Linked DNA regions of Homo sapiens: region 1 is linked to region 2. The links are chromatin contacts, found by Hi-C or POLR2A ChIA-PET in ENCODE. All regions are on one chromosome and are shown on one strand. Each heading gives the region's core, a stretch centred on a gene start or an enhancer-like site at or near the end of the contact. The rest is flanking DNA. Distances are from core to core; before and after follow the strand shown. Region 1 holds the start of REXO5 (RNA exonuclease 5). Region 2 overlaps LOC107984831 (a long non-coding RNA gene).

The links. Hi-C counts contacts between places; a loop is a spot of excess contacts on that map. ChIA-PET counts read pairs that join two places held with the same protein, here RNA polymerase II (POLR2A). Pooled maps may share reads with other maps.
Region 1: a loop to region 2 is called in a map of ascending aorta, with 2.8 times the contacts of the local background. The contact joins the promoter of REXO5 here to the enhancer-like site in region 2. A Hi-C loop is called at or near these places in 2 of 168 maps with a recorded cell type or tissue (aorta and ascending aorta) and 6 of 50 pooled maps. POLR2A ChIA-PET finds 5 or more read pairs at or near these places in 2 of 52 experiments (Panc1 and activated B cell).

What each region holds. Positions count from the first base shown.
Region 1 is chr16:20,805,007-20,808,807 of GRCh38, reverse strand. It overlaps REXO5 (RNA exonuclease 5), which reads right to left and starts at 2,281. Exons shown (of 20, transcript NM_030941.3): 1 at 2,103-2,281; 2 at 1,717-1,856. The coding sequence starts at 1,854. It overlaps ERI2 (ERI1 exoribonuclease family member 2), which reads left to right and starts at 2,336. Exons shown (of 9, transcript NM_001142725.2): 1 at 2,336-2,400. The coding sequence starts at 2,378. RefSeq lists enhancers at 1,477-1,616, 2,337-2,446, 2,195-3,140.
Region 2 is chr16:20,611,563-20,614,855 of GRCh38, reverse strand. The region is part of intron 1 of LOC107984831 (a long non-coding RNA gene); the gene reads right to left. Among named protein-coding and RNA genes, the nearest start is that of ACSM2B, 37 kb to the right of the region's middle. RefSeq lists an enhancer at 586-1,085. Within about 2 kb of position 1,560, at least 7 of the 41 ENCODE cell types and tissues checked have a DNase peak (open chromatin) inside an H3K27ac peak, as active enhancers do; they include ascending aorta, where a contact is called at or near this core.

The sequences.
Region 1 (3,801 bases), core at 1,032-3,531, 190 kb before region 2:
AACATGGCAAAACCCCGTCTCTACAAAAAAAAGAAAAATTAGCTGGCACAGTGGCACACATCTGTAGTCCCATCTAATTGGTGGAACTGAGGTGGGAGGATCACTTCAACCTGGGAGGCAAAAGTTGCAGTGAGCCAAATCCAGCCTGGGCAACAGAGGGAGACTCCACCTCAAAAAAAAAAAAAAAAAAAAAAATCACATCCCTAATCCCTCTCTCACATATTATAACTTATTTTTATCATTTGTCTCTGCCCACTAGAATATAAGACCTACTAGGGCAGTGAACTTGATTCACTGATGTACCCCAAGCACCTAGGTCAGTGCCCCAGCACATGGCAGACAATAAAAACCAATGAATAGCTGGGTGCAGTGGCTCATGCCTGTAAGAGGCAGAGACAGGAGGATCCTTGTCACACCACTGTAGTCCAGCCTGAGTCCAGCAGAGCAGAGACCCTGTCTCAAACACAAAAACAAACAAAAAAGCCCAATGAACGACTGAAGGGATGAATGAAGTATATTTAGTTCTCAGTAAATGGTAAGGATGATAGGGATAATCAGCCTTTTTATTCCCCTATTGCAGCGGTCCCCAACCGTTGGCACCAGGGACCGGTTTCGTGTTAGATAATCTTTCCACTGACTGGGAGAAGGGCTGGGGGGATGGTTTCGGGGTGATTCAAGTGCATTACATTTATCATTAGAGTCTCATAAGCAGCATGCCACCTAGGACCCTCGTATGCAAAGTTCACAATAGGGCTCACAATAGGTTTGGCACATTCCTATGAGAATCTAATGCCTAGGTGGAGCTCAGGGGGTAACGTTCTATCGGCCACCGCTCACCTCCTGCTGCTTTGTGGCCCGGTTCCTAACAGGCCAGCTGTGGACAGTGGGTTGGGGACCCCATGGACAGGCAGGTACTAGTCTGTGCACAGGGGGTTGGGGACCCCCGCCCTACTGGAATGTAAACTGCACGAGGGCAAGGAATTGTATTTTTGTGCCCCAGGATATCGATGAACATTCCTATTATGTACAGGCAGTTTTTTTTTTGTTTTGTTTTTTGTTTTTTTTTTTTAAGAGATGGGGTCCTTGCTATATTGCCCAGGCTGGTCTTGAATTCCTGGCCTCAAATGATGCTCCCGCCTTGGCCTCCCAAACTGCTGGGATTACAGGCGTGAGCCACTGCACCCGGCCCACCATCCCAGTTTTTTTTTTTTTTTTTTTTTTTCTGAGACGTGATTTCTTTCTTGTTGTCCAGGGTGGAGTGTAATGGCGTGGTCTTGGCTCATTGCAACCTCTGGTTCCTGGGTTCTAGCGATTCTCCTGCCTCAGCCTCCCAAGTAGGTGGGATTACAGTCACCCACTACCACGCCTGGCTAATTTTGTGTGTGTGTTTTTGGTAGAGACGGGGATTTCTCCATGTTGACAAGGCTGGTCTCGAACTCCTGACCTCGTGATCCGCCCGCCTCGGCCTCCCAAAGTGCTGGAATTACAGGCATGAGCCACCGCACTCGGCCGACTCACTATCCCAGTGACAGCCAATGACAGCCTTGTTGCAGGAAGGTGGTATTACACTCATTCCCATTTTAATGATCAGGGATCAGGTTCGGAGAGGCCAGGGCGGAGAGCCCGCCCGAATCCAGTGCCCCCGACGGCGGTTGGGCGAGGGTCCGGGAGCTCCAAACCGCCTAGGGCCGCCTGCTCGGGATCCCCGTTGCTCACCTTGGCCTCGGGCTGACTCTCCTCGAGATCCCAACCGGCTTTCATCGCCTCAGCTGCCCCGACCAGCTTATTTGGGGCCTGCCTGCTTTCCCTGACCTTCCTGGGGTGTCTCTCGGTCCCTTCCCTCTCTGGCTCCATGGCTGTGGAGAAAGATGAGGTAGAGCTGGGGAAACTCCAGCGCCCCTATTCCCCCGCGTGCCGCCTCCTAGCGGGAGAGCTACACGGGCTTGACAGCTTTCAACCTCCCTCGGATCCGCTTCTCAATTCAGTTTACCGAACTATCCCCGTTCCCCTAAAAAAGCGAAGGTGCCAACGATCTCCCCGTTCCGCGGACTGGACACCCGCGCCGCTCTAACCCAAACGGCTTTACCGTCCGCATCGGTTACCGGATTCTCAACGGTTCCCCAACGGCTACAACGGGCGTCTGCCTGGCAAAGAAGGAAGGTGCTGCCGAGCGGCTTCGCCGCCTAAAACCACTCCCCACGCCCCCTAGCCCGGGAAACGCAGAAGAGAAGACGGGCGGGGAGCAGAGGTTCTCCCCTCCTTAGCCACAGCTGCCAACAACAACCGCCCCTCAGCCTCGCGGGCTTTTTGAACGGACCGGAAGTAGAAGTCGAGCGACTTCCGGCAGCTGGACTTGGAAAAGCAAGGAGTGTCGGGAATGGCGACCAAGCGGCTCGCGCGGTACTCGAGGGAGTTCCGGGTCGGGGGCGGGTAGCTCCGGGTCCAGCGCTGGCGTTGGCCGCAGAGCAGGGCACGGCAGGTGGCATCTGCGGTGAGGGCCTCTATTCCCCGCAGCCCCGGCGTCTGCGACCTGCCCTCTCTGGCACGGTTGGAAAGGCGCCTCCCTGGACCTCGGTCTTCAGCCTTGGGCCACCTTCTACCCGAGGGTGACAGGAGCCCGAGGCGGACGAACCCTGGGGCCTTGACTGTGTGGCCTTGAGCCAGTGCCTGCCTATTTTAGGCCTTGGGAAACGACTGGACGTGACAGTGCCCTGCAGACTGGTTGGAGGTCTCAGGCAGGCCACACACTGAATCTGTCAAGGTGTTCAACCTGTTCGAAATGCTCGTTCCTCGGTGCTGTAAAGAAATAGAACTTAAACTTAAATTTAATTTATTTAGTAAGGCCATTTTTACTTCCTGCAGAAAGGGTACACTCGCCAGCAGTTTTGCCAGGAGAGTACACTGAACAAAGGAGACAGGGTCATTTATAACGTGGCGCGTCCACCCTACTGCTGTGTCCGGTTTCCTTTGGCTGGAACGGGACCTCACATTCTGTATTTGTCCCGACTGACTAGCAACATAGAACTTTTTAAAAGAGGCAAAGGCAGAGGAGAACAAAGGAAGAAGGAAGTAACTTGTGGAATGCTGAGAAAGGTAAAAACACTTTTAAGTAAGGAAGAGGAACAGGCTATGACCTAATGTTTGATTGGACCAGTATAAGCATGCCAGGGCAAATATTTAGGCTAAATTGTGGGAGCTAAGAACATAAAGTACATTGATTTCTTTATTATATCTAGCAGATATTTAAGAATGTTAGCACAGGTCTTTGAATAAATTTTGCTCTAAGAGAAGTTACTATTTATTCCTAATTAGACGGGGAAGGAAGTCTTTGAAGAGGAACCTCTACTTTTTACAAACCCATTTTCTAGTGATCTTTTTTTTTTTTTTTGAGACGGAGTTTTGTTGCCTAGGCTAGAGTGCAGTGGTGCGATCTCGGCTTACCATAACCTCTGCCTCCCGGGTTCAAGTCATTCTCCTGCCTCAGCCTCCCAAGTAGCTGGGATTACAGGCATGCACCACCACACCCAGCTAATTTTGTATTTTTAGTAGAAATGGGGTTTCTCTATGTTGGTCAGACTGTTCTCGAACTCCCGACCTCAGGTGATCCACCCGCCTCAACCTCCCAAAGTGCTGGGGTTACAGGTGTGAGCCACGGTGCCTGGCCTAGTGATCCTTTTAATTCACAATATGAATTATTGTGTCCTCCCTGATTCCTGGATGCGCTGTGCATATTTCTGATTACTAGAAAGATGTAATATAATAGCAAATAGCATGAGCTTCAGAATTGGACAGTCTTGGGTT
Region 2 (3,293 bases), core at 311-2,810:
AGCCTCTGAGCCAGTCTCTCAGGCAGCCAGCCTCTCAAACAGCCTCCCAGCCAGCCTCTCAGCCAGCCTCTCAACTGCCCTTTCAAGCAGCTAGCCTCTCAGCCAGCCCACCTACTAGCTGGCCTCCAGGCAAGCCTCTAATCCAGCCAGCCTCTCAGTAACCCTCTAAGCCAGACTTGCAGGCAGGCAGCCTCTCAGCCAGCTTCCCAGGCAACCAGCCTCTCAGCCAGGCAGCCACCCAGACTGCATCTTGACCAGCCTTCCAGATAAACCCTTGCTCAGCCTGACAGCCAGCCAGCCTGACAACCATGCTCTAGGCAAGCCTTTAATACAGCCAGCTTCTCAGCAAGCCTCTAAGCCAGCCTCTCAACCAGGCAGCTTTTGAGCCAGGCTTTTAGGCAGCCAGCTTGTCAAACAGCCTCCCAGTCAGTCTCTCATCCAGGCTCTCATGCATTTAACCTCTTGCCCAGCCTCCCAGGTGTCCTCTTGGCCAGCCTATATGCACCACCTTTGCCAGCCTCTCAGTCAGTCAGCCTGATAGCCAACCTCTCAGCAAGCCTCTAAGACAGCCTCTCAGCCAGGCAGCCTCTCAGCCATCCTCTCAAGCAGCCACCCTCTCAAACAGACTCTTAGAAGTCTCTCAGTCAGCCGTCCTCTCAACAGGCCTCTAAACTGGCTTCTCAGCCAGGTAGATTCTCAGCCAGACTTCCGCTCAACCAGTCTCTCAAACAGCCAGACAGCCAGTCTCTCAAACAGCCAGACAGCCAGTCTCTCAAACAGCCAGACAGCCAGCCTCTCAGTCAGCCTGCCTGCCGGCTTCTTGCTCAGCCTCCTCAGCCAGCCTCTCAAACAGCTTCATGGCCAGCCTCTCAGCAAGACAGTTAGCCAGCCATTGTCTCAGCAAACATCTCAGCCAGCCTCTCAGTCAGGCAGATTCTCAGCCTGGCATTTTCTCAGCCTGCTTCTCAGCCAACCAGTCAACCAGCCTCTCAGCTGGTTTCCCCAGCCAGCCTGTTAAACAGCCTCCCAGACAGCCTCTAGGCCAGACTCCCAGCCTGCCTTTTCCCCAGCCTCCCTTGCAGCTATCCTCTGGACCAGGCTATGAGCCACTCTCTCAGCCAGCAGGACAGCCAGCCTCTGAGTCCGTCTCCCAGCTGGCCTCTTGACTGGCTTCCTAAGTGGCCTCTATACCAGCGAGCCAGCCAGCCTCTCAGCAAGCCTCCCAGCTGCACCATTGGCTGGCATCTCTGCCAGCCAACCGGCCAGTCGGCATCTCAGCAAGCCTCAGCCAGCCATCCGCACAGCAAGCCTCAGCCAGCCAGCCTCACAGCAAGCCTCTAAGCCAGCCTCTCAACCAGGCAGCCTCTCAGCCAGACACTAAGTCAGACACTCAGTCAGACAGACCGCCTCTCAGCCGGAAAGCCTGCCATCCAGCCTCACAACAAGCTACTTGGCCAGCCTTTAAGATAGCCAACCAAGCAAACTCTCAGCCAGCCAGCCAGCCTGCCAGCCAGCTTCTAAGCAAGTAAACCTCTCAACCTGCCTCTCAGCTGGCCTTTAAGTGAGCCTCTCCACCAGGCAGCCTATGAGCCAGCCTGTCAAGCAGCCATCCTCTGTAACATACCACCAGGCTCTCGGAAAGCCTCTCAGCCAGCCAACCTCTCAGCAAACCTCTAAGCCAGCCTCTCAGCCAGGCAGAAACACAGCCAGCCATCCTCTCAGACATCCTCTCGGCCAGCCTCCAAGACGCCCCATTGACCAGCGTCTCAGCCAGCTAGCCTGCTTCCCAGCCTCTTGGCAAGTCTCTCAGCAAGCCAGCCTCTCAGCAAGCCACTAAGCCAGCCTCTCAACAACGTGGTCTCTGAGCTAGCCTCTCAGGCAGCCAACCTCTCAACCTCCCAACAAGCCTCTCAGCCAGCCAGCATCTCAGCAAGCCTCTAACCCAGCCTCTCAACCATGCAGATTCTCAGTCAGCCATTCTCACCTCCACCCTCTCAGCTAGCTACACAGCCTGCACTTGGCCAGACTCCCCAGACAGCCTCTAAAACAGCCTCTAAACAGCCTGATATCCAGCCCCCCAGCCTGCCTTTTCTCCAGTCTCCCATGCAGCCATCCTCTGGACCAGCCTATCAGCCAGCCTCCCAACCATCAAGGGAGCCAGCCTCTCAACCAGCCTCCCAGCGAGCCTCTTGACCAGTGAGCTAGATGGCCCTTCGACCATCCTCCAAGTCACCCCCTTGACTTGCCTCAGCCAGCTAGCCTGCTAATCAGGCCCTCAAAAAGCCTCTCAGCTAGCAAGCCCCTCAGCAAGCCACTAAGCCAGTCTCTCAGCAAGGAGGTCTCAGAGTCAGCCTCTCAGACAGCCAGCCTCTCAAACAGCCTCTAAGCCAGCTTTTCATAAATCTTCTAAGCCAGTCTCTCAGCCATGCAGATTCAGAGCCAGCCCCCCATCTGTCCTCTCACCCAGGCTTCCAGGCAGCCTCTTAGCCAACTTTCCAACCAGCCTCTCAGCAAGCCTCCCAGCTGGACTGTCGGCCAACCTCCCAGGCGTCCTTTGGCCAGCATCCCAGCCCGGCATTGGCCGATCTCTCAGCCAGCCAACCAACCAGCCAACCTCTCAGCAAGCCTCTCAGCCAGCCAGCCTCTCAACAAGATTCTAACCCAGCCTGTCAGCCAGGCAGATTCTCAGCCAGCCAACCAGCCACCTCTCTGCTGGCCTCCCCAGCCAGCCTCTCAACCAGCCTCTTAGCCATCCACTCGGCAAGCCACCCAGCAAGTCTCTTGGCCAGACTGCCAGCCTGCCAGCCTATCAGCCAGAAGGCCTGTCATGCAGCCTCACAACCAGCCCCTCTACCAGGCCCCCAGCAAACCACACAGCCAACCTTTAATACAGCTAGTCAGCCAGACTCTCAGCGAGCAAGCCTCTCAGGCAGCCACCCTTCATCCAGCCTCTCTGCTACCCTCCCAGCTGGCCTCTCATTGGCCAGCCTCCCAGGTGGCCCCTTGGCCAGTTCCCCAGCCAGCCACCCTCCCATCCAGACTTTCTCCCAGGTACTAAGCCAGCCATACTCTCAGCAAGCCTCTCAGCCTGGCAACCTCACAGCCAGGCTCTCAGCAAGCCATTCACTCAACTTGCCACTCTGCCTGCCTCCCAGCCAGCCATTTGGCCATGCAGCCAGTCTTTCATTTAGCCCTCCAGTCAACCTCTCAGCCAGCCAGACTGCCAGCCAGACTGCCAGCCTCTTGGCCAGACTCACAGCTGCCCTTTTTGCCAGCCTCTCAGCCAGCCAACC